Linked DNA regions of Homo sapiens: region 1 is linked to region 2. Evidence: chromatin contacts called from ENCODE Hi-C data. All regions are on one chromosome and are shown on one strand. The core of a region is the stretch at or near the end of the contact, and the rest is flanking DNA. Distances in the headings are between cores, read along the strand shown. Region 1 overlaps HS2ST1 (heparan sulfate 2-O-sulfotransferase 1). Region 2 holds the start of MCOLN2 (mucolipin TRP cation channel 2).

Region 1 (4,318 bases), core at 1,384-3,883, 2.1 Mb before region 2:
TAATTCTTGATATCATTCCCCAAATTAGTAATTGTATAATATTCTAGGTATCATTCTTGAATAGGGAAAAAAAATCACAACATACAAAGGTTTTACTTATTTATGGGTTACTATATGGATTGTAAGGTCTGAAGTAGGTCCAATATAGGGCCTAAGTTTTTCTTTAAATGTACCAGAATAAGTATAGAGATGAGACCTATTATTCAAATTGTAAGTAGAATCCTCTCCCAATTCACAGTTTAGAAAAACACCAATTTGCCTTGATTGTACTGACCAGAGTCAGATTTACCTGCATCCATCTTTTGGGAATGAAACTCCCAGAGCATTTTTGGGAAAAAAATTCTTTTACCAGACGCCCATAGCCTGTTCACCCTAGCCTCTTACTTCTGTCTGCCAATAACACCTGCACCAAGTATCTATTTTTAAAATACAAAATATCATAGTTAAAAATCATAGGTGAGCTGACTTCAAGGCTTCTTTCTTTACTCATTTCAGTCACTTGAAATAAGTACGCTGATACAAAATGGGGAGTCCAACTATACATGCTTTTCCTTTTTCTTGAGCTTTATTAAGACATTAATCTCATCATCCCTCATCTCTTTATAAATTTCTCAAGTGAACTGTTCCTATTTTCATAGTCTATCTTGTACAAAATTGAACAAATGCCACTGTAACAAATGCCATAAGTAAGAACAAAATACTTCTGGATCCAAGAATTGGAGAAAAACCTTCTGGAAAATACACTGAGTAAGTTCAGCCTTAAAAGGACAGAGCTGGCTTTCAAGATGTGGGGATGGCTAATTGGAGAAGGCATAAAAGCCTGAGTAGTAGCACAAGCTGATAAACAACAAATATACTAGCATAATGATTATAATATTAACAGTAATGTGAAGCAGCTGCAAAAAAACGTATGGCAATTTTAGGCTGTGCCAATAGGTATATAATTATCAGTGTAACAAGTGCTTCTACTTTGAGCCTTTACTGTGAGCCAGGAACAATGCTTCATATTTTATTCATTTTTTATTTTTTTGAGACGGAGTCTCACTCTGTTGCCCAGGTTGGAGTGCAGTGGTGTGATCTCGGCTCACTGCAAGCTCTGCCTCCTGGGTTCACGCCATTCTCCTGCCTCAACCTCCCGAGTAGCTGGGACTACAGGCACCTGCTACCACGCCTGGCTAATTTTTTGTATTTTTAGTAGAGATGGAGTTTCACCATGTTAGCCAGGATGGTTTGATCTCCTGACCTCATGATTCCCCGCCTCGGCCTCCCAAAGTGCCAGGATTACAGTCGTGAGCCACCGCACCCAGCCAACGGTTCATGTTTAAATGTACATTACTTCACCTAATTCTTGCAATAATCCTATATGGTAACATTACGGAATTTAGACTCAGAGATATGAATTACAGGGGAAAAAAGTCAGAATTCACACCCTCATCTGTCTGATACCAAAGCTTATACTCCTAACCAAAACACAGTAATTAATGTTTCAAGTCACAGGAAGGAACAGTTCCTAAGAAATTTGTATTTAGTCACACAGGGCTATTATGTGTCATTTCAGGCACACGTTAAAAGCTAGAGTACTCCAGAATGGGAATGAGCTGGATGGATCATGCCACATAAAAAACTTAAAAAAAAACAAAACAAAACAGTGCACTTAGCTAAGAGAAAATCCATAAAAATGACTAACAGTCTCTTGAAATACTTGAAAAGTTATTGTGAAAAAGAGGCAGAATCCTTTTTGTAGCATTACTCCAGAAAAAAAGATATGACTGTGGCTCAAGAGAGAACGGGCTTTCAAATAATTAGTAGTGCAAAGTAAAGACACAGGCAGTTTAGGGGGTGGTAAGTTATTAGTCTCTGGAGATACTCATATAGAGGTTGCATGAGGACCTGTCAAAGAATGATGGAAAAAGGATTCCTGCACTGATGAGAGCTGAAATCAGGGGACCTCTGGATTGCATAACCCTGAGATAAGTTCCATAAAGCTATGCTATCAATTTCTCCTCTACAGTACAGATGTGTTTTTGGACTCCCTCCACCCACTCACCCCGAGGCTAAAACAAAATCGAAAGAAGCAGAAATAGAGAGAGAAGCAGGCCAGTAACAACTGGGTGGGAGGAAGGGAGTAGGATGCCTACTTATTCTCCCACAATCCTATTTTATTCAGTTTCACCCAGATGTATTTGTTTAGCTTAAGACAAAAAATACAGTTTTTTTTCTCTCTCTTTTTCTTTTTTTGAGACAGAGTCTCGCTCTGTCGCCCAGGCTGGAGTGCAGTGGCATGATCTCAGCTCACTGCAAGCTCCGCCTCCCGGGTTCACGCCATTCTCCTGCCTCAGCCTCCTGAGTAGCTGGGACTACAGGCACCTGCCACCACGCCTGGCTAATTTTTTGTATTTTTAGTAGAGATGGGGTTTCACCGTGTTAGCCAGGATGGTTTCGATCTCCTGACCTCGTGATCCACCTGCCTCGGCCTCCCAGAGTGCTGGGAGTGAGACTTTGTCTTTAAAAAAAAAAAAAAAAGTGCCTTCTGGGTGACAAAGAAACCTTCCAGGCAAAGGGAAGAAGCATGAGCAAAGTCCTTGGAGGCACAACACTGTAGAGTGCATATAGGCCCTAAAAGTGGTTCTTAATAAGCTTAGAAGATAGGAGAAAAATTAAGGGCAAGGTAAAACATAAGGCAGAAAAGTGGGCAGAAGCCAGATCACAGTGTCTTAATCACCATATTAGGAATATGAACCATATCCTATAAGCCAGCATTCTGAAACTTGCTGGTCTCAGAACCTTTTATACACTTAAAGATTGTTAAGGACACCAAAGAGCTTTGGTTTATGTGGGTTACATCTAGCAACAGCACATTAGTAATTAAAATTGAGAAACATTTATTAACTCACTTTAAAATAACAATATGACATGTCAGCATAAATGACATGATTTTGTGAAAAAATTTTCCAAAAGCAAAAAAATTTAGTGTAACATATTTTTGCAAATCTTATAAAGTGTCTGGCTTAATAGAAGACAACTGGATTTTCATATCTGCTTCTCCATTCAAAATATTACCATATATTATTTGGGTTGGAGTCAATGAAGAAAATCAGACTCATATAGATACAGTTGGAAAAGGAGTACTTTAGTAGCCTTTTCAAATAATTGGAAATATTCTTTTTCAATTCTACACTAAAACCTAGTGTTAATTTCTTAAAAGTTAACTGCAATGTGATAGAAAACCATATTAATGAATATACACTATTCAAGTTCATATCAGTGAATATATACTGTTATATTGATATACTTTGCACTGTCATTTGAAAAATATTGGTATACGGAGTTATGCAGATCCTCCAAATATTAATACATTAGAATTGTATAATAAAAATTATACAATTTAAAAAATCACATTCATTATAACACCACCAATCTCAGAGAAGTCTAAGTATTGGGAAACTGTTATGTTCATAGCGGCAGATACAAGTTTTTTTGAATTTTATAATTGGCAACTAATACTGTCAACTATTTTCCTTACAGCGACAAGTTCACTTCATTCATTTTTGAGAAAATATCTCCCAACTACACAAGTCTGAATAAACATAGTTTGTGTGTTGATCATTCTTTCAAGTAAAAACAGTGTTCTATGAAAAAAATTGCCTTGTTGAGCTTGCAACTTGTCTTAATCTATTTTCTCTTGCTATGACAGAGACCAGGTAGTTTATAAAGAAGTTTCTTTAGCTTCTGGTTCTTTAGGCTGGCAAGTTCAAGACTGGGCAGCCACATCTGTTGTCTTCTGGTAAGGGCTTCATGCTGTATCAAAAAATGATGGAGGAATAGAAGAGAAACTGACATATGCAGAAAATAGCGCAAACACGAGAGGCAATCTTGCTTCATAACAACCTGATCTCATTGTAACTAATGTAGTCCTCAGAGAGTGAGGACTCACTAACTCCCTCAAGACTGTACTGATTCTTTCATGAGAGCAGATTCCTCATGATCCAAATGCCTCTTAAAGGTCCCACCACCTCTCAACACCATTACAATGGGGACCAAGCCTCAACATGAGTTTTGGTAGAGACAAACCATATTCAAACCACAGCACAACTCAATCACACAAGTGCTTTACCTCAAGACAACCTCTGTACTCTGGTATGCAGAAGTGCTTGATGTACTTTATATATTGTGACAGAATATTAAGGACATACACAAAATAGTCAATATTTAATAAAGTTATTGCTTTCTGACGGACATTCTTATGTGAAAATGGCTTTTGAGGGTTTGGGCTGTTAGAGAAAGGCAGCAAAAAACACAATGCCTACTAGTACAGTTT
Region 2 (4,259 bases), core at 201-2,700:
ACCTCGTGAAAAGGAGGGGTACGAGCTCTAGGAGGCTGTCGGCCACGTCCAAACTACCAAGCTAACATCACTAGGAGCCGAACACGGCTTTTGGTCATGTACTGACGACTCTCATCTCTAAGATTCACGAACGGCGACCGATTGTCTGTTCGATTTCCCACAGGCGTCTTCCTTTCGTGCACCAAGAGGGAAAAGCAACGGCGGCTGCAGCAGGGCGCTGGGGTTACGAGTCCAGCCCTGGGGCCGTGCGCCCTCCCTCCGCGCCCGCCGGGCCACGCTGACGCTCCCTCCCGGCTCCCTGCCTTTCATCCCGACGCGGGCGCAGGGCAACTCGCTTTTCCTATTCCTTGCGCGCCGGTCGCACTTTCTAACATCTCAGAAATATGGCCCTTGTCACAGACTTTCATGATCGTGCACTTTAGAGAAAAGCCAGAATGAATGAACTTGTCAGTTTAATGTGAAGTCCTCAAGGGAAAGGACCATGTCTTTGTCATCCCAGAGACCACAGTACCCAACGGTCGGCTTGGCTCTCAGTGAGTGTTTCCCTAAGCATCAAAACAGGAATGACCAAAGCAACGGACAAATTAATGCATGTGGAAACAAGAAATGAATGCATGAGAGAGTGAAGAAAAGAAGGGGCCAGGCGCAGCGGCTTACACCTGTAATCCTAGCACTTTGGGAGGCGGAGGCAGGAGAATCGCTTGGGTCCAGGAGTTCAAGACTGCAGTCAGCAGTGATCGCAGGTCAGGCGACAGAGTGAGACCCGGTCTCACCACCACCCCCCCGAAAAAGGCAGGAACCCCAGAGGGCCGGGAGTGCCAGGTGCGGCCGCCCGGGAGCGGTGTGGAGGGTGCGTGGGCCACTTTGCCGCAGGGCCCACCGCCCGGGTCCCTCTGTAAGGCGCTTCTCCGGCAGACACCCCGAGCCAAAGCGGGCCGTACCGCAGCGTTGGGCACTTGGGTGGAGAGTGCAAGGGCGGCGGGCCTGCGCCCAGACAGGTGTAGCCGTCCCACGCTAGGTGTCCTCCTGCCGCTCCCTGGCCGCGCCATGCCTCGAGGCATGGAGGTGCTGGACCTGCCGGTGTGCAACCGCGCCTCGGGCCTGTCCTGGGGGCCGCACCACAGGTCAGTGCCCCACGGCGCCCTTGGCGTGCCCCACGCCTCCCTGGGGGCCCCACCGCCGCCCCCTTTTGGGACTGCTTACTTCCTCGGCTCTTCTCGCGCGCGCCTCGGTTCCATCCCCTACGGCCCCCACCCCGCCTCCGCGTCGCCGACCCCCTTCTCCGGGAGCGCGGGGAGGCTGGTCCGCTGAAGCGTGGAATAAGTCCCCTAGGACCCCAACTGGGGAAGCTCCGGTCCCCGGTAGGAGGCGGCGGGGCGGGGCGGGGCGGGGCAGCCCCTTGGGGGCGGGGCGGGAGCGCCTGGCCACGCGCCGCATCCTGCAGGGTGCACACAGAGCCGCCTTTCAGCCGCCCGAGAACTGCCCGCCGCACTCCACGACTGCGGCGCCTGCTCTCGGGCCGGGGTCTGCGCGCACCACGCGGCCGGCAGAAAGGGTAAGAGAAGGGAACCCCGCTTTGCAGGGCTCCAACTTCGGCGGACGCGTTACGGCGAGGGCGAAATGAGTCGGCCGTGAACGGTGTTTCCTGTTCCGAATCCCGAGAGCCCTGGAAAGTTTTGAAGGAGGAGGCATGGCCCGGCAGCCTTATCGTTTTCCCCAGGCAAGGATTCCGGAGAGAGGATCAGGTGTTTTCAGGTTAACCGTCAGGTGAGGAGTCTGGGCTTCATCTTTCAGGATGCTGGACTGGAGAAATCTTCCTAAAGTCGATGGCTTTACTTTCGTAGACTAGAGCTTGCTTGCTGCCTTGGGAATGCTTATATTAACTGCTTGCAGTTAGTTAAATAAGGCTAGGCTGTGCCTTCCAGAACAAACAGGCCTTTCCCTCAGGTGGGAGGGTTGTAGTGTGGCTAACCCCAGTTCCTCGGCCTTTATGAAAAGGCGCACAGTTCAGCCGGTTGGCGCTGCCAGCGGGCCCCTCCTCCGTGGTCAAACCTCCAGCCACCCCAGCACAGTTGAGCCAAAGTTGTGAGTACAAACAGACCTTGGCTCCCCCGTTTCCTGCTCTCCAAACATATATATATATATATATATATATATATATATATATATGAAATATATACGTATGTGTAAGTGTGTGTGTCTCTGGTTGAACGGTACTTGTGGGAAACAAAATTGTGTGTCATTGTAAACTGAGAATGGAAGAAAAGGTTAGTAAGAGAAAGGTGGGAGAGGTTTCTTATGGGTGTCAGGATGTAGACTCTGATATTTTATGTAGAGGGAACCAACTACGTAGTTCTCCCCAGAAATGGGATGTGGGTTTCACTCTCAGGAGCTGCTCATCACCTTTGTGATGTGCTAACCAAAATCGCACAACTTTTGGGAAATTTGATAGCTTTCCCCTATTGAGTCAGAAGTTTCTTGAGACTTTAGCCTGTCTTCCTCTTCATACCTTAAGAGGAGTCAAACTCCCGTTGCCGTGAACTTTCCACAGGCACACCCTTCTCCTTTAGAAAACCGTTCATAGGTCAGTTTCTGTGGCCGGAACTCTAAAAACGACACATTTTCCATACAGAGGCCATCATAATACCAATTTTATTTAACCTCCTGTAATAAAAAATGAGTGAATCCTAATAAAGTGTTTGAGGTAGCCACATTCTTTTCTGTGAAGGAGGAACATATCAAAAGTGTTTTTTTTTAAAAAAATAGAGTAATAGATATAAAATATTTTAATGAAGCAAGTGAGAAGAACTGAGAGACATAGTTTGAGCAAAGGGGCACGAAATACAGAACTGAAAGTCAAGAATGATCATATTCACAAGCTGATCTCTTTGGCTATGTCTCTGTCAGTGAAGTGAAACCTAGAACAAGACAATTTTAAAACCGGCGGAAAAAGAGATGGCTTCTTGTGACTATAGCTTTCAAAGTAAAAGTAGTGGCCAAAGAAAACTCTTCTGGCTGTAAAAGTAAAAGTGGACTTTCCTGAAGCTGGGCTGTTTTCTTTAAGGCCTAGGGTCTAAGTTCCGTGTGTCAGTTCTGAAGAATTAAATCACTCTTTAGTGAGCTCTTGTGTCACATGTTAAGGGGTTCATAGAAAAAAGTGCAGGCATACCTTGTTTTATTGTTCTTTGCTTTATTGCACTTTGTAGATACTGCATTTAATTCAATTTTATTTTATTTTACAAATTGAAGGTTTGTGGCAACCCTGTGTCCAGCAAGTCTATTGGTGCCATTTTTCCAACAGCATGTGCTCACTTTGTGTCTCTATGTCACATTGTGGCAATTCTCTCAATATTTCAAACTTTTTCATCATTATTATTATATCTGTTATGGTGATCTGTGACCACTGATCTTTGATGTGACTACTGTAATTGTTTTGGGGTGCCATGAACTGTGCCCATATAAGACAGGGAACTCAATTAATAAATGTTGTATGTGTTCTGACTACTCCACCGACCAGCCATTCTTCTATCTCTTTTCCTCTCCCCAACCCTCTCTATTCCCTGAGACACCACAATATTGAAATTAGCCCAACTAATAACCCTACAGTGGTCTCTAAGTGTTTGAGTGCAAGGGACAATCACAGGTCTCTTACTTTAAAGGTAGGAGTGATTAAGCTTAGTGAGGAAGGTATGTTGAAAGCTGAGACAGACCAAAAGCTAGGCATTTTGTGCCATTTAGCCAAGTTTTGAATGCATATGAGATGTTCTTGAAGGAAATTATAAGTGCTACTCCAGTGAAAATACAAATGATAAGGAAGCAAAACAGCCTTATTGCTGTTATGGAGAAAGTTTTTGTGGTCTGGATAGAAGATCAAACCAGCACCAACATTCACTAAAGCTAAAGCATAATCTAGAGCAGGCCCAAACTCTCTTCAATTCTGTGAAGGCTGAGAGAGGTAATGAAGCTGCAGAAGAAAAGTTTCAAGCTAGCAGAGGTTGGTTCATGAGCTTTAAGAAAGGAAGCCATCTCTATAACATGTAAGTGCAAGGCGAAGCAGAAAGTGCTGATATAGAAGCTGCAGCAAGTTAGTTGGAAGATGTAGCTAAGATCATTGATGAAGGAGGCTACTCTAAACAACAGATTTTCAATGTAGACAAAACAGCCTTCTATTGGCAGGAGATGCCATCTAGGACTTTCCTAGTAGAGAGGACAAGCCAGCATCTGATTTCAAAGGTGCAAAGGACAGGATGACTCTCTAG

What was found. Hi-C counts contacts between places; a loop is a spot of excess contacts on that map. Pooled maps may share reads with other maps.
Region 1: a loop to region 2 is called in a map of OCI-LY7, with 6 times the contacts of the local background. The contact joins the enhancer-like site here to the promoter of MCOLN2 in region 2. A Hi-C loop is called at or near these places in 1 of 168 maps with a recorded cell type or tissue (OCI-LY7), 3 of 37 single-sample maps with no recorded cell type and 3 of 50 pooled maps.

What each region holds. Positions count from the first base shown.
Region 1 is chr1:87,055,771-87,060,088 of GRCh38, reverse strand. The region is part of intron 1 of HS2ST1 (heparan sulfate 2-O-sulfotransferase 1); the gene reads right to left. Among named protein-coding and RNA genes, the nearest start is that of LINC01140, 72 kb to the left of the region's middle. Within about 2 kb of position 2,633, at least 3 of the 41 ENCODE cell types and tissues checked have a DNase peak (open chromatin) inside an H3K27ac peak, as active enhancers do; they include OCI-LY7, where a contact is called at or near this core.
Region 2 is chr1:84,994,304-84,998,562 of GRCh38, reverse strand. It overlaps MCOLN2 (mucolipin TRP cation channel 2), which reads left to right and starts at 1,450. Exons shown (of 14, transcript NM_153259.4): 1 at 1,450-1,767. The coding sequence starts at 1,691. RefSeq lists enhancers at 1-587, 2,908-2,967 and silencers at 1,158-1,447, 2,058-2,107.